3 separate regions of the Homo sapiens genome follow, and regions 2 and 3 are each linked to region 1. Evidence: read pairs that join two places in POLR2A ChIA-PET (ENCODE). Cell type or tissue: MCF 10A. All regions are shown on one strand. Each heading gives the region's core, and the rest is flanking DNA. Links, peaks and the distances in the headings are about the cores only. Region 1 holds the start of AMMECR1 (AMMECR nuclear protein 1). Region 2 overlaps AMMECR1 (AMMECR nuclear protein 1). Region 3 overlaps RTL9 (retrotransposon Gag like 9).

Evidence for each region. ChIA-PET counts read pairs that join two places held together with the same protein. Peaks named below come from ENCODE experiments on the same cell type or tissue, not always from the same donor. Only the 100,000 strongest peaks of a DNase experiment are listed, where the experiment ranks them.
Region 2: POLR2A ChIA-PET joins it to region 1 with 12 read pairs; 11 of 35 experiments call an interaction of 5 or more read pairs at or near these places.
Region 3: POLR2A ChIA-PET joins it to region 1 with 55 read pairs; 7 of 35 experiments call an interaction of 5 or more read pairs at or near these places.

What each region holds. Positions count from the first base shown.
Region 1 is chrX:110,315,161-110,323,398 of GRCh38, forward strand. It overlaps AMMECR1 (AMMECR nuclear protein 1), which reads right to left and starts at 2,925. Exons shown (of 6, transcript NM_015365.3): 1 at 2,439-2,925. The coding sequence starts at 2,911. LOC105373312 (a long non-coding RNA gene) reads left to right here and starts at 3,092. Exons shown (of 4, transcript XR_938504.3): 1 at 3,092-3,288. RefSeq lists silencers at 486-585, 2,438-2,593, 2,638-2,697, 2,891-3,225, 2,958-3,107 and an enhancer at 2,788-2,917. In MCF 10A, for the core only: no CTCF peak of the experiment used is centred there; a DNase peak (open chromatin) is centred at 2,991.
Region 2 is chrX:110,217,346-110,225,583 of GRCh38, forward strand. The region is part of intron 2 of AMMECR1 (AMMECR nuclear protein 1); the gene reads right to left. SNORD96B (small nucleolar RNA, C/D box 96B) reads right to left here and starts at 7,715; the gene lies at 7,644-7,715. In MCF 10A, for the core only: no CTCF peak of the experiment used is centred there; no DNase peak of the experiment used is centred there.
Region 3 is chrX:110,398,858-110,407,095 of GRCh38, forward strand. The region is part of intron 1 of RTL9 (retrotransposon Gag like 9); the gene reads left to right. It also overlaps a transcript of AMMECR1 not described here. Among named protein-coding and RNA genes, the nearest start is that of RTL9, 44 kb to the left of the region's middle. In MCF 10A, for the core only: no CTCF peak of the experiment used is centred there; a DNase peak (open chromatin) is centred at 3,754.

The DNA.
Region 1 (8,238 bases), core at 1,992-4,491:
AACAGAAAGACAAATGTGTGGTAGTTACTAAGGCACTGTTGAAATGCTTAGTTATGTCCCTCCCATAATCAGGAAGTTTTCCTGAATTTTCCACAGTACACCTCAAAAATGAGTTGAAGATAAATGGAAATAAGACAGTCCATTTTCCACTTAAGTGAACTTTCATTCTCCACTTGGTCATGTTTAGTGTCTACTCTACATTAGTTGTTTTATAGAATACATGACACATTCAAGGTCTGCTAGATGATAATAGTTATTATTCTTCCACCACCGTTTCAACATATCCACAGTGGTCAAAGTGTGTCCTATCATCTGCTTAATTCCATGAAAAAGAAATCCAGGGGCTGGGGTGTTTGAATAGAATAATATCTAAATACGTGTGCAAAGTGGCTACTGTTAAAATGATATTTTCAAAAGCATTTTCTGTATGAACTGGTCAAGCTCACTTTCCTTTTAAAATTCTTGTTATAGTCATTGAGTTAACCCAAACTCACTGTAAAATGTGTGAAAATAGCACCTCCTGAAAGTGTGTTCTCATATGCTTTGGAGCAATGGAGCGTGAATACTAAAGCAGCCTTTGCCAAACTCATGTTAACAGCTCAAGAACTAAACAGGAGTGAATTTTTGCAGTCCCATGACTTTGCAGAGCCAACCTAAGTATCATCCCAGGACTAGCTTTAATACATCACAGACATCCAAGAGAAGGCATAAAAGTCACAAATAAGTGACTCAAGCTAATAAATATTTCATAGATTTATTTTACATGGCAGTCTTTTCAAAATGAATTTTACTTCTTAACCAAAAAAATGAATTGGCTAAATAAAAGTGTGGACTTAGGATTTAAGCTTCTAGAATTAACACTATGAAATTTATAAAGATATTTATTTGACGAAGTGTTCTCCTGGATGCTCTTTCATGCACTTCTCATAAACCAATGCCCAAAGATTAACCAAGTCTAAAAGAAAATGCACAGACCACAGAAGAGTCATACAAAATTAAAGACATTTAAAGAATGAAAGCCAAAGAAAACAAACAGTACAAATGCACAATTTCCAGGACACTTTATTGTAATTTCCACTTTACATATTAATTTAATATTTTAGTCTAGGCAGAAATGTTTATACTTATACAACAGTAGTCCAATCCTCTAATCTCACAAAATGAAAAGGAGCAGTTTTAAAAGAACATCAATTCAGGTATTTATGATATGGGGGACAAGGGGCACTTGTCTTAGCTGGAAAAGGGGCTGATGCCTTTCAGTACGAGTTTCACTGAAATTTTTTCTGTATTATTTTTCTTGTTGATGCTAAGTACTCAAATAAAAGCAATTGCACTTTTTCTCATTCTGCCCTCTCTTGGTCTTTACATTCTGTCTAGCATTTAACGCAAAAAGTCAGTTTACATTCAGTTTACACATTAAAAAAAAAAAACCATATGCCCCACCTCCCACACATCCAAATGGACAGGGATTAGAATTAACCTGGCTTTTAGCTGTAACAGTGCTATTTTAAAATTTTTCAACCACACACTTGAAGGGTAAAATAATTTAAGATACAAAACCAAAGGAAACCATAACAATTCCTACACATTTACTATTTAACTGTTCTCAAATCATCAAGTATAACATGGATTTCTTAAAAAGTGAAATCGACACAAAAGCGAATGCACGCTTAATGTACAAACTGACCGTGGCTCTGTGGGGACAGTTCTCTTTGAATGAGCTATTATCCAGACGGTGGAATGGAAAAAAAAAAAAAAAAGGTCGCACTCTTCAAATGTGAGGAAGCCGGCAGTGCGCTCGCTACACGAGAAACACATTTTAATGGGTGTATTTGGATAAAAATAAGTAGTAAGGGAAAAATGTGTTTTAAGAAACCTCCCCCCTTCCCAGGGCACAAGAAAACCCAGAGGAGAAGATGGGTAACCTCACAAGCTCCAGAGCTAAGTTCCATCACTAACAGAAGTTGGATAGTTGCTATTTTTCATCCTGCAATGGGATAGTAGTTCTCCATGTGCAAGATACGCGGGGCGGGAATACTGGCGGGGCTTTCACTTGGGGTAATGGAAACCAAAGTGAGGAGAGGTCAACACCTTGAGTAACCCAGATCTCCAAAACCGGGGCAGGGTGAGGGGTGGTGGGGGTGGTGAAGGAGACAAGTAAAGGAGTCAAAACTCCTCGAAGTCATCGCAAAGAGAAAGCTAACACCTCTAGGAGCCACGGGGCCATTCCTTGCAGCAGCACCCTGCTCCAAGTGTGGGGTGCCTGCCTCGGAGGGCAAAAAGCGCAGGGTGCCCTTAGTTCAGTTGAGTAGCTCCGGGGACCCGGGCAGCGAGAGGGCAGGGGCATCCGCCGGCCGGGAGGCGGACTCGCACTTTGCCTCAACTCTGAGCCCCATCCCGAGCGCAAGGGAGAGGGCGGCGGAGGGCACGGTACTCACTAGGGCTCGTTGGTGAATCGGGGGGTCCGGGGCTGCTGGTATCCATACAGGTGACAGTAGAGCACATCGAAGCAAAAGCAGCACATCTCTGCTGACACCACCATCTTCCGGGAGCCCGGCGATGAGGACGAGGCGGCGGACGATGAGGAGGGTGAGGAAGAGGTGGCGGCGGCCGGGGTAGAAAGTAGGGTCCCCACTCCGCAGCTCGGAGGTGGCGACAGGGCGATCCCCCCGCCGCCGCCGCCGCAGCCCTGGGGGGGAGAGAGGGTACAGCCGCTGCCGCTACCTCCTCCGGTTAGACCTCCCAGCCCGTTGAGCCGCGTACCGGCGCCTCCTAGTCCCAGCTCCCCAGCTCGGCACTGGCTCTCTCCGCTGCAGTGGGAGGAGGAGGAGGCGCCACCACCGCCACCCGAGCCAGAGGGGGGCGAACTGGACAGTTTCTGCTTCTTCACCCCGCAGCAACCCGCCGCCATCTTGGAACAGTCTCCCCCACGCAGCGTTTCCGACCCATAAGTGAGGCGAGCTGGCGGCGGGGGCGAGCACGCTGCGGCTCAGGCCGCCGGGGGCGCGCCAGAGGCTGGCGGGGCGCGCGCGCGCCGCTCCCGGCCCCGTCTGCCTAGCCACGCGGCTGCCCCGCGCGCGCCCCCGCCTCGGTGCGCGCTCCTCGCTTTCGCGGCTGGGCGCCTCGCGCCTGTCCCGCCCGACTCGTGCCTCTTCTGAGCCGCAGCCCCAGCCCCAGCCCCAATCTCAATCTCTCCGGCCGGCAGAGGTTGGAAGACAGGAAGCCGATTAGAAAGGAAGGTGAAGGAAACAAGAGTCAGACAGCGGAAAGTGGGAGCAAAGGGAGAAGGTGGGCACGCCCGGGAAGGAAGGAGGGAAAGGGAAACTAGTGGGGGTAGGGGGGAAGAAAGGAGAAAGTCCGAAGTAAGCATCCAGGTCCCAAAGCACAGCTCAGTAACCCCCCGCCGCAAGCAGTATTAATGACACTTAAGCCCAGTTACGTGGAACCTGAGCCACCCGGCCTCAAATACACGGGTTTCTGAACTGTTGGAGTGTGAGCGAGCAGGTGCCCAGAGCTCCATACCTGAGACCGCCCCTGTAAAGTGTGTACAAAGCAATCCAGGAAATGGCCACGCTGCTGTCTTTTTAATTCCAGCCTAAGCACACACCAGGGTACTCTTTCCTTTCCTTATGGAGAAATATTCAAGTCCGACTGAATCTATGTATCTTGTACTTGTTCCCCCAACTTACCCTCCTTGCCCCGTTTAAACATTTAAAAGCCAAAAATAAAGTCCTAACTAATACTTCACTGGTTCAAAGATACTAATTGTGCTTTGGGACTTGCAGTGGTGGACTTTTCTGGTTTTGGTTTTTATTTCTTGGCTTGGGTACAAAGCAATTAGGAATATTATCTGTAGTGCTCAGATCTTAGAGATAAATAGGGAAGGTAATGTACTTAGTCACAAATTGAAAGATTTTGTTCAAGTATATAATTAGCTCTTAATATTCATTTTTAAAATTTCTCAATTAAATGCTTGGATGGATGAGGAGACATATGAGTCAGTCCCTTTCTGGGTGCCTAAGTGCAGCTTAATAATAAAAATAATGACAATAATCAAATGTTAAAATTCGTAGAAATGAACGTGATAGAAATAGAAAGCGTAAGTTATTTGCATTGTATCTACACCATGCTAAAACATCTAGATAAAGTCAGGTATCTGCATATTTAAAAACTGCAGATTGATTTTTGTCACCTTTTTTCTACATGCGTGGGATCTTGCAGATAGCTGGGGGCTGTTCATTCCACTCAGGGAATAAAAACAAAACAATTTATTCATTCAGTAATATTGAGCCTCTGCACCATACTATGTGCACAACACTATACTTCTGTTGAAATCCAGGGCGTACTCAGGAAGTATGCCTCCCGCTCTAAAAGAGTTTATGAATTAAGTCAGATACATGCACATAATCAGATAAATAGCTATTATAGTATGTATTGAACACTTTTTAGGTCTCCAATACCATACCTCGTCCTACCCCATAATCCTTCAGAATAAGATACTATCTCGTTTTATCTTCACAACAATGCTCTGAGGTTACTCATTAACAGATGAGGCTATTAAACCTCAGAAGTAATTTGCCCAACATCACACACCTAGAAAGTAACAGAGCTAGGATTGGAATGCTGGCATGTCTGATTCCAAAAACCATGCCATTATACTACATTGCCTCTCACTAACAATATATGATAACAAGGCTAAGGATGGACAAAAGATAGTGACATTACACTCCAGCAGGTGGAACCGAGGTTAAACAGAAATAAGAACTTAGTTTTTATGGAAAGATTGAGAGACACTGAAATATGTTACCAAGGAAAGATGAAAAATCTCCTTCCAAAAAGATTTTATGAGATAGATAGATGAAAATCTGGAATGGTTAGATGCAGCCTAAAGACAAAAGGGATAGTTTAATTGGTCGGTGATATGTAATTTCATCCTCTCAAACTTCATCACTGTTAGAATTAACCTTAAGTATGAAACAAATAACAATTCTTTGTCAATTACTAGTGGAGTAAAAAAATGCATTAATATTTTGTCTATGTTACAGAAGAGAAAGCAGATTGGTTTTTTTAAAAAGCACCACAACAACTGGTATGTTAGGGTGTTTTGTACGTTAGGGTGTTTTGTTTTGTACTTTGTCCTTAACTACCACAGGCTACCTTTTAATTTTTTTGAAACTAGACTGAACATAATATCAGACAATAGGTATCGATTTACTCCCCACCCCACTAAAGTGATCATTTCTAGAGTAAAAAACCAGAGCCATTTAATGACATCACAAAACAGTTTAGCACAGGAAGCAAAGTAGGATACCATGGATGGCTGCTTCTGCTAGGGGAATTTAGGAAAGCAGAATGTAATCTCCCAATTTAGAATTTGGCCAGTAGACAAGAGTCTAACGCCCCTACTCTTGTGAAAAATAGCAAGGAATCTTTAATAAGCACCAGTAGTCATGTCCTTAGTTCTGCATTTCATCTAAAAGACAAAGCACTATCATGGCTATCCTGCCAGGCTAAGGGACTGATGCAATGGGAAAACCCAAAGACAAGGACACCCCAGCTGAATTACAAAAATAGCTTTTCCCTAGAGGATTTTCAATTCCAATTCCAAACCTCACTAGCATAAAGAAAATAGACAAACACAAATGTGATAATTGCAGAAAATACATCATTACCTGACCGCTAGGGGTTATTATCTAAGTACTTTGTTGTATTGGCTGACTAAAAGGGGGAAAAACACTAACCTTTATCTTTGTGTTAACTTCTCCTGAGCCTGGCTCATCTCCCATACTAACCTTGAGCCTCAAGATGCTTTATAAATCGCTTGGCAAGTAGTGGTGATGGTGGTAATGTCTCCTTTAGGCATTTGAGGAAATGCCTCTCCTGGCCTTGTTTTCTTGTAAAGTCACCAGCATAAAAAGAAACATATTTCATTCAAACATAAACTAAATCCACAGAACAAATTCTGTGAAAAAAATTTTTTTACATCTATGCAAAGTGCACACTGGGTGGATAGAAAAACTGACCTTGCTCAGGATTCTCTTGACTTGAAGTATAAAGGTCAAAATATGATAGAGCACATGGTTTCTACCCACTGCTGATACTGGACTGCAGTGATAATACCCTCCAGAGGAAACTTTAAGTTGCCTTCCTCTCTTTGTAACTGACTGTCAATCTGGGAGCTGAAGATTCCACTTAAAAAAAAAAAATAGGCCATAGTCTCTTTGTCAACAAAGCACATTCAAATTGTGAGCATTTTTATTTCTGCAATTTAGAGGCAGCTCTAAATTGCTGTTAACTAACTCCTGTCAAAGGCTTTGTTTTACAACTGTGGAAAAAAATACTTGGACAGAGGTTATGCATATTATTTATTGTGCAGCAAAGCTAGTAATTGAATTAAACCCAATAGTTAGTTAATATATTATCATTGCCTCAATTTGTTCTCGTGTTTACAACATAGTTATTTTTTCATTTCAGAAAATAAGAATAATTATAATTCGATGAGGTGGTGAACTTAATGTTGCAAAATTATTTTCTTAGGTTTCTGGGGTTGTGGGTAAAAGGAGGAACATTCACATATTTCATTGAAAAAAAAACCTGCCATTTATGCCCAAACAAGTGTTATTTTTATCCTCTGTCATCAAACTTTCTCAACTGTCATCCTTGAACAACTGCAGAATGTAATATTCTTAGCTACCACTTTGATCTAACCTTGTACACGTATAACACATGGTTGTTGTGGTGGAGGTGGTAATCAGTTCCCTTTTATATTTGAATGAATACGTGAGTAAATACTGAAATTCTTTACCTACTTTTCAATTCAAATTCGTAAATCAGTTTTTGTTTTTCTGATTACAAAACAGATCCTTCCTTCCAAAATTCTTTCTTTATCTAATGAACACATTTATGAGCAAAAGCACCATGATCTACCTTGGATTGTTTTCTAGTTGTTTCATTTACATCTTCTATTGTCAACTTGAGTACAAACTAATTGAATGTTGTTTTGCTACCTATTTCCTTTAGAGAAAGTTCTATAAACTCCTTAATGAGATTTAGATATGCTAATATCTACTCTGAATGTGGAAGAATTAATAAAGCTAGCTAGTTGTAGATTGGAGAAAAAGGCTTTCTAGGAAGAAGATGATCAAACAGAGTGTTATTTGGGGCAGTTAGAGGAGTTGTGAACAATCAAAACATGAAGGTGTCTACTATAGTTTGGGAAAGTCTTTACTTGACTGTTTTTCTCTTTTCTCTCTTTTTAAAAGAAGAATTCATCTACTAGCTTCTGTACATATATTGGGGTTTGAAAATGTACATAATGAAACCCAATTGGCCTCACCTGAAAAGTTAATTATAAAAATATAGCTGTTTAACTAATCTCATTGTGTTCTGGGGCACCTATTCCAGTTGGTTGGAGGCACAGTTTTGGCAGGGTGAGGATTAACATTGTCAATTAAAATATAAAAGTCTGTTCTGAATTAAGTCTCTTTTGTACAAATAATCAATGTAAAGTACAAACTCACTCATGGCACCGAGGAGCAGAAATCTGATCCCTATAACCTCTGCTAGATCCCACTTGAAGTGTAGCTCATTTTGCCTCACTCTATTCACTGCTTAAATGTTCACAATTTATGGCTTATTCTCTCAGCATGAGTAATACACAATGATTGTGTCAGGAAGCTCAGTCGTCTCTCATTACTTACTATTCGGGATTCCTACCCTAGCTCCTAATAGTGCAGCTAACCCTCCAAACTTCAGCCAGATCCTCCATCTGGCCCCTGACGTTGGCTATCCACCCTACAGCCTTTTCTTTGGGGCTGTTCACCTTATGCCACAGCCACTGCCTGGTAAGTAGGCTGCTGCTTAATCCTCAGCTGACTTCTGCATCTTCCACAAGATTCCACAAGGGATTCTAGATTTCTTTCATGCCACTTGACGGTCTTCTAAAACCTCAAGCTGCTATTTCTATTGCAGATACTTCATGGTAGCATATAGCTTTTCTAAGGGGCTTGAAATTTCCCATGCTACACTCTGCTCTGTGTTTCCTCCAGAATTCTCTGGTTTGTTCTTTCTTTCTTCTTTTTATTGAGATATAATTCACAAAGGATACCATCCACCCATTTAAATTTTACAATTCGATGATTTTTAGAATATTCATGCAGTTATGCAACCTTCAACATAATCAATTTTGGACACTTTCATCACCCCAAAAAAGATACCCCATACCCATTAGCAGTTACT
Region 2 (8,238 bases), core at 2,715-5,214, 97 kb before region 1:
TGATTAGGAGACCATTAATCATGTCAATGAATTTCTGAGTACATCAACTCTGATTGGATCCTGTAATCAAGTGTAGGATATCATAGTGCCAAACTCTAGAAAACCCCACTGTAAAATGTGGAAAAACCATAATTCTTCCTGCAACGGAATAGAAAATACACACACACACACACACACACACACACACACACACACAGTGTGTGTTCCTTATACTTTTAAAAGAAACCACTTCCTGATTAAGAAAAACAAACATACCTCTGATTGCCTACTATATTAATGGCACTACTGGTATTCATAACATCCATCTTCAAATGTCCTAGATAGTAGCCAGGCTTAGAAATATTTTCATGGATTTATCCTCAGAGGTTACAAACTCAGACTCTACAAACTGCTTGGGTCATAACATAGTTCCATAGACTTGGAAAGAATTTAATTCCTTTTTCAGTGACTTTCTCACTGCTGAATTTTCTTTTTTTCATTTTCCCATCCCTTTGTTTGCATTTTGAAGCTCATCCACTGCGTTTTTATATTTGCACCACATTTTGGTGCTCATTTTATCCTGCTATACAAAGGAAAATGCTTATAGGAAGATACAGAGATGTTATATATGTATAAAAGTATATATGTTTTTCCCATTCAAGATGCCAAGATTAACCAAGAAAATCAGGAAATCTGTGATAATTCATACTCTGAGAACAGCATTTCACTATTTTATAATTTAATTACGTAAATTTCCTATGGTTTGGCTTCTTTTATTTTCCTACTGACAAATAAAAGTTTTAAAAAATACTTCCAAGTTCTCATTCAAAGCCAAGATAAAGACGTGTGTGTGTAACCACCCGCATCCCCCAACGCCACACAGGAAAGAAGTTCTAAAATACAGACCAGAAGAATTATATGCATAAAAAACAAAAGGCCAATCACATTTTCAGTTTTACTGTTAAAAGAAGAAAAAGAGTAAAAGACACATCATTCATTAGAATAATATAAAATATAATCTTAGGGGGTTATGGATTTTTTTACTGTGGTAAAATATACATAACATAAAATTACTATTTTAGCCATTGTTAAGTATATAGTTCTGTAAAATTAAATATATTTGTTGGGTATCTATCACTATCTTCCATCTCCAGAACTTTTTCATCTTTCCAAACTGAAACTCTGCACCCATTAAATACTAACTCCCCATTCCCCCCCGCCCCTAGTCCTGGCATAAAATGTAATTTAAATATACTTTTATAATTTCAAATAGTTATAGTAATACAGTCACTAATGTTTTTAATCCATAACACTTTTATTGAGATATAATTCACATACCACAAAATTCACCCTTTTAAAGTATATAATTCAATGGCTTTTAGTATATTCACAGTTGTGCAACCATCACCATTATGCAATATTAGAACATTTTCATCATCCTTAAAAGAAACTACGTACCCAATAGCAGTCACTGCATATTGGCACCACTCCCAGCTCCTGGAAACCATTAATCTACTTTGTTTCTATGGATTTGCCTATTCTGGACATTCTGTATAAATGAAATCATACAATATATTGCCTTTAGCGTCTGGCTTCTTTCACTTAGCATATTTTTGAGATTTCATCCATGTTGTAGCATGTATCAGTACTTCATTCTTTTCATTGCCTAATAATATTTCATTGTATGGATACACCAAATTTTGTTACCTATTCATTGGTTGATGGACATTTGGGCTGTTCCCACTTTTTGGCTATTATAAATAGTGCTGCTAGGGAATTGATGTATAAGTTTTAATGTGGATGTATGTTTTCATTTCTCTTGGATAGATAGCTAGGAGTGGAACTGCTGGATCATAAAGGTAATTCTACCTTTAACTTTTTGAGGAACCAATGAACTATTTCTCACAATGGCTGCACGATTCTACTTTCCCAGCAGCAATGTATGAGTTCCAGTTTCTCCACATCCACACCAATATTTGTTGTTGTTTGACCTTTTGAATATAGTGCTAGACCTCCTTTAATGAAGCACATTTTGTACCTAGCTCTAGCTTTTTCATTTTAAAAATACACATGCTGAAGTCGCTATACAGTTAATTTCTCAATACTTTGAGGCAAGTTATTTTGTTTAGTTCATTTCCTAGCAGACCAATAAAAGATAAGTTTTAGCTCAATGCAGTTCAAACTATTTGAAATCAATGTAATTTTCAAATACCTAAAACATAAGTGAAGATCAGGCTACAGTGCTTTTCTCATGACATGGAGCCTTGTTGTTTGTTCACTCATTCTAGGCTTAAAAAAAAAGAAGAATGTTTAGAACAAGGAGTTAGTAGGAAAATGCTAGAACAATGAATGGGATAAAATGACAATGGTGCCTCACCATGTCAAGATTCAAACATACTGATTTCAAAACTCTGAAATAGTAAAGGTTGTTAGTCATGATGGGAATAGTCTGATTTTACAGAGACATTTAAACAAGACTTTTGATTCTTGCATTTTTTAGCCAGCTCTAAGTAATTTTTCATTAAATTCATGAACACAGAAAAATTACAAAGGTAGGAAGTCCTCAATGTCTCTAAATGTAAATTTCTAGGGAAATGAACTAGCAATGAAAGCCTGCAAGGATTTAAGAGATTACAAAAAGATGAAAATACAGCTGGAGACTGACCTCAGAGCTGCCAGGCTGGTGTGGATAGCTGATAAACAACAAGATTCAGCTTTCCTCAACCAAGCTTTCCTTAACCAAGCTCTCTTTAGAATATGCAATGTTGAAATTGTGCTTTTAGAGAGAATACTGTAATCTGGAGTTGGGCAGTGACTTACTCAAGGTGACTCAGCTAAGTTAATGACAAGGGTAGGGATACAACTGAGATTTTCTGACTCAAGTCCAAAATTCTTTCGAGTATCTATACTTTAGTTGTCACCTTTGCATGGATTTGTTTTCAAATTTTAAAATTAAATGCTTGCCTTACTTGGCAATTCTGATCTCATACCTGTGGTACCTCTACCTAAAGATGATAAATAATCATTCAGCAGCACTCATTAGTAGCCAAAGGGTAAACAGAGCTAGACTTCCTGTCTACTGGAAATCTGCAGGAGTAAAACATTTTAAAATATTAATACTGTCCATAGAAAGCATTTTATACCAAAGTAGTATCTGCCAATTTAAATTCTAGGCAGTCTAAGGAACTGACAAGGGGGTCCTGTAAGTAAATTCATATGAATTTCTCTTTGTTAGAATAGGAAATCATTTTCTAATGTTTAAATATTGCTAGAAAAACAAAACAAAACACTTACATGTAAAATCAGTCAGCTGCTCCATCACCCATATGATGGATGGGTAAGCTTTAAACAATTACAGTTTAGTTCACATATCAAATTCAAATATATTCAATTCAAATTGGCACCTTCTCAAGAATACACCTCACCTAATTGAGAAGGAACGTTAACATTTGTCAAAGTTAATATATAATGTTATATAGTACTTTAATAAAAATGAACATTTTAAGAAAAGATATTAAGAGTTTAGCTATGAAAGAACCAAAGAGTTTGTGACAGTGCCTGGAAACTATGCTAAAAAGAAAAAAAAGTCGCTGAAAAGAGGCAAAACCTTAGATATTACAAGGCTCATCGTAAACGATAGAGCATGTAACAGAAATAATTTAAGGGACTCTGTCTAGTCATTTGCTCACTTGTTCATTCACTTTCTAAAATATTGTTGACCTTAATCGGTTAACTGCTGGAAAGTTATCAAACTGAGAGGGGCTTCATATTACATATAACTATTATTCAGGACAAGGAAGTAATTAAAACCCAAATTAAAAATCCCTGTTTGGACAGGCAAAGAGAAGCAATTCAACTATGTTTTAGTCTAAAACTAAAAGCAGTTTTTTCATGAGGGGTTTCAACCACCAGGAAATTCCATATTCTGTCATTCCCTGCTAGAGCTTCTGGAATAGAATGCATACATGGCATGTTTGAACCCCAGAAACTCAGAATACTAGAATCCTAAACCCACATCTGAAAAATTATCTACCGCTCTGTCTCACTAAGTAGCAATTTTAGCTTTCTAAAATTCACGAAGTAATGGACACAAAACAAAATGTAAAAATGTGCCTATTCATCAAACCTAAGGGTAGAGAGGAAGAACAAAAGACACAATTATGGTTAAGGAAGGAGGAAAGGTGCCTTATTTTGGTGAGGGCTGTTACTCAAAAGAAAAGTTTCAATTGTAAGCTATATGTACAGTGTTACTTAACTGGGAGATGTTTTTCCTTTTACAGTAATAATAAAACCTTCTTGCTGCTCAATGACCATTAACATTTATTAATTTTAATATATATGCTTAATATGATATGATGGGTAATTCATGGGGAATAGAGGAAAGAACTAAGGGATGGAACAAAAGGAAGAGAAGATAGGAGAGAAAGAAAGAAAAAAACAACCCCATCAAAAAGTGGGCAAAGGATATGAACAGACACTTCTCAAAAGAAGACATTTATGCAGCCAAAAAACATGAAAAAATGCTCATCATCACTGGCCATCAGAGAAATGCAAATCAAAACCACAATGAGATACCATCTCACACCAGTTAGAATGGCAATCATTAAAAAGTCAGGAAACAACAGGTGCTGGAGAGGATGTGGAGAAATAGGAACCCTTTTACACTGTTGGTGGGACTGTAAACTAGTTCAACCATTGTGGAAGTCGGTGTGGCGATTCCTCGGGGATCTAGAACTGGAAATACCATTTGACCCAGCCATCCCATTACTGGGTATATACCCAAAGGACTATAAATCATGCTGCTATAAAGACACATGCACACGTATGTTTATTGCGGCATTATTCACAATAGCAAAGACTTGGAACCAACCCAAATGTCCAACAATGATAGACTGGATTAAGAAAATGTGGCACATATACACCATGGAATACTATGCAGCCATAAAAAATGATGAGTTCATGTCCTTTGTAGGGACATGGATGAAATTGGAAAACATCATTCTCAGTAAACTATCGCAAGAACAAAAAACCAAACACCACATATTCTCACTCATAGGTGGGAATTGAACAATGAGATCACATGGACACAGGAAGGGGAATATCACACTCTGGGGACTGTTGTGGGGTCGGGGGAGGGGGGAGGGATAGCACTGGGAGATATACCTAATGCTAGATGACGAGTTAGTGGGTGCAGTGCACCAGCATGGCACATGTATACATATGTAACTAACCTGCACAATGTGCACATGTACCCTAAAACTTAAATTAAAAAAAAAAACCATATTATCCAATTCTGGAAAAAAAAAAAAGAAAGAAAAAGGAAAAAGGAATATGTAAAAAGAGAAAGGAAGAGAAAAGCAAGAAGCTGAAAAAAGAAGTAGGAGTCAAAGAAAGTACAAAAAAGGGGGACACTTAGAAAGGGCTCAAATAGAGACATATGCAAAGAAACAAGGAGAAAGCAAGAAAGGGAGAATGGAAAAGTAAGAGAGAGGAGAGGGAGATAAAGGATAACAGGTTCAGTAGGTTTTGATATATATTATCGGGCTTCTATCCTATGAGATTCACTTAGGCTTTAGAGTGTTATCACTTACTGCCCTCTGATTAAAGTTCCTGAAATGCTCTGATCTTGCATTCTTAAAAGCCTCTACTCTCTATGAGATAGCCATAGCTGCCCACCAGGAAGGGAAAATTCCCTGTGAGCTGCCAGCTGTGAGGACCAGCAAGTATCATCAGAATCTGCCTCCTAGGCCACAAATTCCTCCCCTCTAAATTAAGAGAATTGGGTCTGAATTTGATTTAGTGGAGCAGAGCTAAAACTGGAAAATAAAAGATACATAAAGAAACAGATGGCTAAATGTTTGTATATACAGAAAGTATTTCTTATTTCCCTCTACAAAATGTCTACATAATGCTTTCTCTGCAGAGTTTCTAGATTTACTCTATCTTGTTTTTAGAAATGAACTACTAGAAACTATTTTTGTTTAAATTATGTTTTTCTGATGAAAATCTGCCAAAGTAAAATGAATATAATTTAATTTTCTCTTTATGAATCTGGTTCATCTTTAAAACTCAATATAACTGGGTCATTTGTTACTGTACACCATAACAACAGTGCTCTCGAGGCCTTGGCAAGAAAAAAATGTGTGGGTTTGGAAAAGATTACGATATGACCACTGACAATTATAAGCTTGGAAATGTGAAGATATGAGATTGTCTCTACCTTCAAGAGACTGTGTAACACACAGACTGGCAAAATTTCCAGGGATCTCATCCGTGTGTTCTCTTAAGTTAGGATATACTATAAAACTGAATGAACCACCTCTTGAACTGAATTGGAATTTAGAAACCTGGTCTACAATCCCAAATTAGTATTACTTCCCCAGACCCATCAAAAGTGTGTCTCCAAGGTATAACAACAGTTCTCTGTGACTTATGCCAATAAATATAGCTCCTAAAATGCAAAATTGAAGTAATCGTTAATTAATGAGCACTATTTCACAGTTCTCTAGAACATAACATATTACAATGGCCAACAGCTTGGGTTCTGGAGTCAGATATACTTGCATTTGGATCCTGGCTCCACTATACATTAGTTGTGTGACATTTGGGCAAGTCTCTTAATCTATGCCAGCCTTCATTTCCTCATTTATGAAATGGAGATCATAACAGTACCCACCTAATGGAGCAACTGTAACAAATAAAATAATAATAACTGCACAAGTGCCTTTACTAACCTACTCAATAAGTAGTGGCTGTCAAAGAACTCTGATTGATCATCCGTCTGTCCACAGGGCTGCCCCATATTATGGCTCTGGTGAAAGAAAGGGAGCCACAGGACTAAGCTGTGCTGTGGGAAGAACTAAACAAGTTATCTTCTCTAGGAATTAAATGTGGCCATCTCGGGGGATAATGACTACCTTTCCAGGTTCTGGTGTTTTCATTTCATTTTCTTTCATTTTCAAAATAAGTATTAAACACCCACTATTTGCTTTTTATTATGCAAAGAGCCATGGAGAATATAAGAATAGATTACTAAATAATATATGGATATGTATAAAATACGTGTTAAAATCATGCTATAGGACTGCTGAGAGGAATAATCAGAGCAGGTTAGCGCTCTTTTTGAAAAGATCTGTTTTACAATATGCTACTGGTTTACTGGTTACCAACTGACTCAGAGTTACAGGGAGTTTTACAGAAATAAAAAAAAGATATATATATATTTTTCAGAAACAAATCTACATCAAGTAAGGTACATCTTCATCAAGAGTTTCCATTATACTGCAGGCAGGGATTCATATGCTGCTTTGAAACAGTTTCTTAGTTTTCTTGAACTACAGTTTTTAAATCTTTTGGGCAGGAATTGTTCTTTTACTTCTGTAGAAGAAATGTTTATCAGAAATAAAGTTCCCTAAATCATGTTTGATGGATTTAGATATATTACTCTCTATCCTACTATTCATACTATAGCAAAATCCTTAGGTAAAAAACAAAACAAAACAAAACAAAAACAAGAAAAATGATTTCTAAGCAGCAGATACAGAATGAGAGATGAGAGATTCCATAGGCAGCAACTGCTTTCCTCATTTAAAATAGCAGTCTCCAAGCTGTTTTTTTTTAAAATTAGTTTTTCGTTTTTTAAATTAAAAAAAATCCATAGAATCCCTTCAGAACTGCAGGACATGTCCTCACTACCACATGGGGATTGGCTGACAATGTCGTCTGTCATCACCAGGATCCAAACAGTTTTGATTGAGTATTCTTATCACTAAAAAAAGTTTGAGCACACATCCTCAATATGTATATTTATAAAGTATATACTTGTACTACTATGACAGGCTAATATATCAAAGCATGATACTTAGAGTAGGCTTTGTTATTAAAGACAGTGAGTATAAATTAAATAATGCTCTTGATCCTTTCTTGTTTTGGGGCTGACATCTTGTCAGATTTGATTAGATTATTTTTGTTTTCACTTCATGACTTGGCTAAATTAAGAGGAAACTCATAGAAGTGTCAGCTAGTTCACCATTTTCTTGCCCTTGCATTATCACTGTTATCATCAGCCCATTTTTTTCCTTGCAGGAATCTTCCTAAGCCACTTGTCCATTCTGCGTGGGTTAGTTTATCTAGCTTTAACTGACCTACACACAATAGTCAAACAGCTTAAGAAGATTCCTGCAAAGAAACCACAGGATGAAGATTATATAGGTTGGAATATCCCTTATTCAAAATGCTGGAGTCTAGAAGTGTTTCAAA
Region 3 (8,238 bases), core at 2,739-5,238, 84 kb after region 1:
TTCATTTGCCGACTTTAATTGAGCAGTAGAGGCTGTTTGGAATTCCGTGCTGAGAATGATTCTAAATCTATGTTTTTGCTCATTAGGAAAAAAATGCTATGACTGATTATTGATACCTGCCATATATGTTGACTAGGAGAGTGGTGGAACTCATGTTACCTATTAGCCGTTTCTCAGTGAATGTCTCTGCCTCATTAGTGGTACAGCTAAGAACAGAACTCAGGCTCCTGACTCATGGTCTCTTGTTCTTTCTGGTTTACAATGGACTCACAATAACAACAATAATATAATACAGTGTATCACATAATGAGTGTCTACTCACTGCCAGGCACTCTCCTAAGCACATTCCACTTTCTGTACCTTACTTTTAATTCTCAGAACAACCCTTCAAGGTAGGCACATTCAACCCCAAACTTAGAAATGCAGAAGCCTAGGCTCAGTGAATTTTAAAAACTTACCTAAGGTCCACAGTGAGCAAGTGGTAAAACTGGAATTTAAACCTACGCTGGTCTGGCTCCAAAGCCTAAACCCTGTGGTCTCACTTCCTGCAAACACAATGTTGAATTTGCGCTCACAGCAGGTGGAGATGACCCTGGTCCCACTGCTTTGATTAAGACTAAACTGGAGTGAAAAAATCATTTTTGTTCTTACTAATTTTCTTAAAAAGATTTGTTCACAGTTCCTTACTTAGATGGAACTGATTTTTTCGGGCTGTCTCATATTAGATGTGATACAAATTGACATGTTAGGAGAGCTGATGTGAAAGGCGACCTGGTTCACTTACAAATAAATGATTAATATAATCTCATTGTGCGGCTAGCCTGCATTACTGATTCTCTCACTTGGGAGGCTCAGAAAAACAACAGGTCAGACAATAAAACCCATGCTAGCATAAGACTATAGTGTGGGATGACCATGGATGAGTCAGGGAGAATAAGAAGATAATTAACTAAGAGGGAGTTCTATGGAGTTCGAAGATAATTAAAAAATGTTCCTTCTCTATCCTAAGAATATCTGACATTATTAGCGAAGGCAATGAATAAGATAAGGGGAAGAGGTGAGTTAATTAGAATTATGAGATACAACATTTTAAAGAAATTGACAGGGATCACATTTCAACGGAAAGACATTCAATTCAACCGACTTCATTATAGCAATTCAACATTGATTAGGGACATGTTATGTGTGTGGCTGTGCTCTGTGTGCTTAGAGGACTACTGAGATGCTGTAATCTTCCTCCCTGACATTCTACTGAATAGATACCCAAGTTTTGGCAGCGCAGTAAATAATCTCTTACACACACATTTGGGTGCAATTTCTAAAATTGTTTCTGCAAAATAGTATTATGTGCCACTGAGTAGATATCTTGTATGCCAGATATTACTGTTCCTGCCAGGCTAAATGTTCAAACAACATGGAAGCCTCAGTGATAGCCAATCCATTATTTATCTACCTATATTCACTTCAGTTGCCAAAACTATTCTAAATATAAGGAATCCCTTCCTTAGAGGCCCCAATATGGCTTTCCGTATTGTTCTGAGTCCTTTCTAACTGGTTAATGCCCATGCCATATTGGTTATCATAAATTTTGAATAGCATCTTTTCTCTGCTCAGAAGTGTCGCTCAGTAATACCCTACCTCTTCTGACTCCTCCTACAGTGTAATCTCTCACCAGTCCTCACTACATTCTGAACTGATGTTCCAGCTCCACTTAAATCTGTCATGTTTTGTTCCTTAACATATGCTATTCCCTTTACTTGGAATACACTCTCTTTCCTTGTCTGCCTAACAATTGCTGCTTGTCTCGCAAATATTTTCTCTGTGAAGCTTTCTCAGTGCCCTTAGGTACCCTCATGGCCCTCCTGAATTTATCTCTATTATAATGTTTTATATTTTATGGCAAGAGTTTGTTGGATCTTTGCCCACTTGAATGTGAGCCCCTTGAGAACAGGGACTATTTTATTTATGTCTGAGTCTCTAGGGAACAAAAGAGGGATTCAGGGCTTATGTGGTAAATGAATCAATGAATGCTCCCAGTTCTTCGTCATCTTTAGAGGCTACTTCCAGGGCTTTTAAATTTGGACTCCCTTTTCTTCCAAGAGGTGGTGAGAGCAGGGTAGGTGGACATGATATTTAATGAATTTCTTTTAAGTGCCAGACATTGTGCTGAACCATTTACACAAACAATCTCACGTCTCAAGTCGATGTTTTTATTTTCATCCTCGTTTTACAGATGAAAGTGGAAAATTCAGACCAGTGACTTGCCACATTCAGAGGAGTAACAAAGATACATAGCAAGTAGGCTGCAAAGCTAGGATTTGAACGTAGGCTCCAATACCTGCATCAGCTCCCTTGCACTGTGCACTCTTCCCTCGCTTGTGTGTATGGTGAGCAGAGTCAGCTCTGGGCAAAATGGTGAAATAAGCCAAGTTTGTCTTTAGTGTCTTCAGACTCCCAGTGTGTCTCGGGGACTCAGTACTACAGTGCCACCTACATGCTGCAACACCTACTATGGCTCCTACAGGCAGCCCATCCTGCTGAGAGCTTCTCCTTCCTAACTCCTCTAAGACCTTGACCTCTGGTTTGTGTTTTCTGAAGGTAAACTGCCTTAACCTAACCTTTTCCAGAGCACATATTATATTTATTGGTGCCTTCCCAGAAAGCAATCTTTAGCTTAGGAGCAGGTAGCTCCCACGGGAGGCATGTAGGTGTTTCTGTGTTGTGGTAAGGGGAAGGGGTTGTCTGGGGGCCTCTATCAAGATACACCATGGAGGCTTCTCCTACAACCAAAGGGTGTTTGGCCCCTTTCTCAGATGGCTGAGGGCCCTGGAGTCAGATCAATAAGCATTTGAATCTTGGCTCTGCCATTCACTGATTGCATGATTTCCCACAGTTAATCTCAGTGAGCCTTCGTTTCCTCCCCTGTAAAATGGATCTAATAATAGTTCTCATCTCCTAGACGTGTTGTGAGGATGACATGAGATAACACACTTACGGTGTCCAGTACAAAATAAGCATGTAAAAATGTTAACTGTTCCCTTAAATCAATTTTTAGTAGTCTTCTGCCTCACCCCCATAACCATCCAGGTCTCTCTTCGCTTCCTTGTTTCTCTTTTCCTCTTCTCACCAACAAGTCTCTTTCTTCAAAGTCTCCCTTTCCTTTCCCAACTCCCTCCCACCAGTACGCTCAACCTTTGGCAACCCTCTGTCCCACACTTTCCAGGTCAATCCCAATTTCAGATAATCTCTCTTGATATCAAACTGCATGACCTGATTTGAATCGGAAAACAGAGTGAAACAGAGTCCCTTGCTCTGAGGAATGTTGCTATGGTCTATCTTAGATCAAGAAGACAAGAGCTGCCTTGGCAGCCCTACATCATAATCTGATGAGCATGAAGAAGGCTCACCTTGCCTATAAATATTTGTTTTTTGCCTATGAGTGATGCCAGAAACCGTCATGGTCGGCATACAATTCCTTTGAGTCAAATTGCAAGGTTTGTCTGTCAGGGTTGCCTTGGTAAGGCAGGGTTATTATTTATATCTGAGTGCAAATTCCTTGATCAGAGCCTTTCCTGTCAGGGAGAGGAGACGGAAGGGTTCCAGGGAGCCTACTCCCCACGGAAGAGGAAGGCTGTGCTAGCATGGATGGGGTATGTGAGTGTGGGAGCTCAGCTGACTGAGAGCTGTGTCCCCGGCTCCATTTTGCCTAGGGGCGAGCCCTGTGTGTTGCAACAGATGTGTGCTTTGGAATCACCAAGGTTGGGAAGCCAGGCCTCAGAGGGAGTGGCTGGAGGCTGATCTCATCCTGAAATGATGTGGGCTTGGATTCCCAGAGGGTGGAGAGGAGGACCAGTCCAGAGAGAAGGACATGCTTTTGGAGGGAGGTCTAAAGACAAAAAGAGGGCTTTAGTTATTTTTTGAGCTTAGGTGTAGGTGATGGTTGGGGGTAAGTGACAAAAGAAAATAGGTCCTGAAAGGGGGGTGTCTCCTTTCATGATTAGGAACAGAAGAATGAACTCAAGGACTGCCCCCTTTTCTTCAGGAAGCAAACAACTTCTGAGGGTGTGACAGGGTTCACTGGGTGTTCCCCTTTAAGGGAGGTTAGCCCCTACGTGAAGCTGCTTGGCTGGTAGAGGATAATTGGGTGTTCCCCAATCCAGATAAGCAGAAGCTCAGGTGCCCCTCCCTGTAGGCTTTTCAGCTTTCTTTATCACTTGCTAGGCAGGCCCTGCCATCCTTGGGAGTAGGTATGAGAGAGGGAGTTGAGAGGCCAGGCTTTCCCTGCCCCTGTTCTTCACAGAACACAGCTGAAAAAGGAAGGCCAGAGATGTGACACCCCCCAGCCCCAGGGATTCTACCACACATTGCAAACCTCACAGAGGATGCTTATTCTACAAAATTTGTGGGCATATTCATAGGTACTATGGAGCTAAATAATTTGAAAACAATAACAAAACCCATTTACTGATTATTTGGTTAATAAAGACCTCATTCCTTCAAAGTATGTTGCTAGGAGCCACTGAAAGTGGACTTGACCTGAGGAGCAGCAAGGAGCTTCCTCCTGCTGTATACACAGACACACACAGACAGACAGACAGACACACACACACGCATGCGCGCACACACATGCACATGCCCGGATCCTTCTCCAAACACGTCCATGATACCAGGGCAGCAGAATTGGGGCACATTAGAGACACAGGCTCTGCCCACATTCTGAAGCTCCCTGTCATTCCCAGGTCTTGGTGCTTGGCCAGACTCCCCTTACCCAGACTCATAGCCTCATAGCTATCATTCCAAAACCCCAAAAGCTCTGGAAACTGAGAGCCTTTGTACGTTTATGACAAACTCATTTGGCAGCGCAACTTGAACTGACATGAGGTTATTTATAGTCTTTATTTTTCACACCCTGTGTGAATATTCATGTGTTTTTGCTCCAGAAATATCAATGTACTTGATTACTGGGTACTGCCTCAGACCCCACTGGAGGTGATATATATGTGCTGTATACACCCAATCGCCTTTTAAAAGTCCAAAGCATTCTGAATTCCTTCAATTATACTAAGCCTCCCACTGTCTTATAATGATCTGTTTGGCATGTCTCCCTCATTAGCCTGTGAACTTCTTCTCCAGTGCTCAGCACACAGTCCAGCATGGGGTGGAAGCTCGACTAATGTTTTAGGAATGAAGAACGAACAGTCTTTAGTGATTCCGGAGACTTGTTGTCATGTTCTTTCTTACATCTAAACTAAAGTACGTCATGCTACCATTCGTTTATTCTGTGCCATCAATAGCGAGGAAGAACAGTTGGTCAGGCTCCTTCATTTTTTTTCCTCTTGAGGCTAAATCGTCCTTATAATCCTAATACCTTTAACCTTTTCCCCTAGATCCTCTTTTCCAATCCCTTAATCGTCTTCATTGCTGTCTTCTGAAGTCTTTACAGGTTCTTTCCTTCCGAAATTGTGGCCTAGTGCTTAGGATAGGGCTGCAAAGAGCCCAGCTATTACACATAATAGGCCTCTGGTTTCTATGGTGCTTTTCCGATCAGTTTCATTTGGCTGGGCTAAGAAGCTTTGCCTTTAAAAATACACTCGCAGGACAAACTCCAGGGGCATGAACAACTTTCACCTGAGCATGCTGGTTGGTAATAGGAAGGGAAAATAGCACTGTCTGATCATAAGAAACTGTAATTACGAAAGCTGAAAGCAACAGGTAACACATGCAGTAGGCACCTGTATACAAAAACCACTGTTGATAATTACGGTACCTCAGCCTATTATTTTTACCTTGGGAGAACCGGCCTTGTTTGTGCGCATCATGTGCCTTTTCTCTCATAAGGTTGCTAAAGGCCATTTCTGACCACTTCCCATTAAATTCAGGGAGTGAACCTGACTCTGTCAGGGTTGCTGAAAATCACCGGATTAAGTTAAACTCACTAATTAAGCCTGTTAGACTTCCTGTAACTCACGATTTTTCTTGGCATAAGTAAAAACATTTCACTCAGAGGCAAAATGTGTTATATTAATAACCAGGAAACAAGAAAATACACATAGTAGCATTTTCGGAAGCAAATTCTGTCATCCGCATTCTGTTGAAACGGCCATTGTCATTTCTCCTAATAGCCTAAAGTGTTTACTTTTGGGGTGGAAACTATACATACTGTGATGGAGATTCAGAGATACGCTTTTGTCAGTTAAATTCGAAAAATATATTCAGGTGTGCTTGTTGTGTCCCCCCCCCCCCCAAGCATGAGTCAGAGCCTTTCATGGGGTTTTGTGTAAATGTATTTTCTAAGAGGTGCTGTTGGGATTTTGCATACAGGTCATTCTTTTTAAAAAGGTCACGTTGCAATTTTTCTATCCTTTCTTGTGTTGTTATCCCTCAGGGAAGAAGATGTAGAATGCCAAATTGCAAAGGGAGCTTGTAAAGAGGGGAACATTAAAATTGGATAACCAAGAGCTCCCAGAGAGGGCCTCAATGGCTGAAAGGAGCCCCTTCTGAGCAAATGGGTAGCAGCGTAAAAGCCAAATTAACCTGGGAGGAGAAGGTATGGAACTTTTGGAGAAACACTTTGTTTACCTCACCATCTTACCATATCCAGCTGGCTGTTTCTCCAAGAATGTTAGTGCTCCAGAAGGGAGGGAAACCTGTCCCCACTGCTAATAGAAGAGGCTGAAATTTTCTTTCAGAGTTTCCAGATGTCCTTGGCAAATGCTAGCAATAGTCATTCTCTCTCTTTTAATAATTATAATAAGCTGCTTTTTAAGGGAACATTAACTGTGTGGTAGGCTCTATGCTAAGTGTTTTATATAAGGTATCTCTATTAATCTTCACTATGATCCTTCCAAAAAGGTATTGCTATTACCCTCAATTTCCATAGGAGGAAACGGGCCCAAAGAAGTTAGACAACCTGGGCAAGGTCACCCAGCTAGTAAGTGGAGGAGCCAGAACTTAAACGCAGATCCACCTGACACCAACACCTGGTTCTGAACCATGGTGTGCAAGTCCTTGTAAAGTCAAACAGTCTCTTTAATAAGCTTGACTATATTTTCTCTTTTACCAAATCACAGAACATCTGGTCTGCTTAATTTTATGAGACTGTAATTACAGCAATGAAAAGGATGTTAGCCTACTCTGAAAACCCTAGCTGAAGGGCTTTCTATTGCTTTGTTTAGAGATTTGTTCTTTTCTCTCCACCTCCACCCCCGACTCCCCAAATTGGATAGTAAGTTCTTCAAGGAAGGTTCTGGAAAGTGGTTTTTTTTTTTTCTTCAAGTTCTGTGTTACATGTGCAGAACTTGCAGTTTGGTTACTTAGGTATACAAGTGCCATGGTGGTTTGCTGCACCCATCTACCCGTCACCTACATTAGGTATTTCTCCTAATGCTATCCCTCCCCTAGCCCCCCACGCCCCACAGGCCCCGGTGTGTGATGTTCCCCTCTCTGCTTCCATGTGTTCTCATTGTTCAACTCCCACTTATGAGTGAGGACATGCGGTGTTTGGTTTTCTGATCTTGCGATAGTTTGCTGAGAATGATGGTTTCCAGCTTCATCCATGTCCCTGCAAAGGACGTGAACTCATTCTTTTTTATGGCTGCATAATATTCCATGGTGTATGTGTGCCACATTTTCTTTATCCAGTCTATCATTGATGGACATTTGGGTTGGTTCCAAGTCTTTGCTATTGTGAATAGTGCCGCAATAAACATAGGTGGGCATGTGTCTTTATAGCAGCATGATTTGTAATCCTTTGTGTATATGCCCAGTAATGGGATCGCTGGGTCAAATGGTATTTCTAGTTCTAGATCCTTGAAGAATCTCCAGTGTCTTCCACGATATTTGAACTAATTTACACACCCACCAACAGTGTAAAAGCATTCCTCTTTTTGGTTCTGGAAAGTCTTATGCTCCTCTGCTTTCTATAGTTCTCATAGTGCCTGGCATGTAGTGTGTGCTCCATAAATATTGACTGATTGATGAATGTGTGGATGTTTCATGCAATAGTTTTTGGGTTGTTCAACACCATTTCTTAATGCTAAGCAAACAGGTTAGAACCTTCAAGATGTCTGTTGTCTTAATCTAGTTGCTTGCACTGAGGTAACTTTTTAATATCATCTCTGCACAGGAGCTGAATGCCTTCTTTGGCACCTGGATGATTGATTGTGTTTTCTCCTTTTCCTCGGAAAGCTCTGGTATTGCGCAAACGCTGCTTTAGGTGATTAACAATGCCGCCAACTT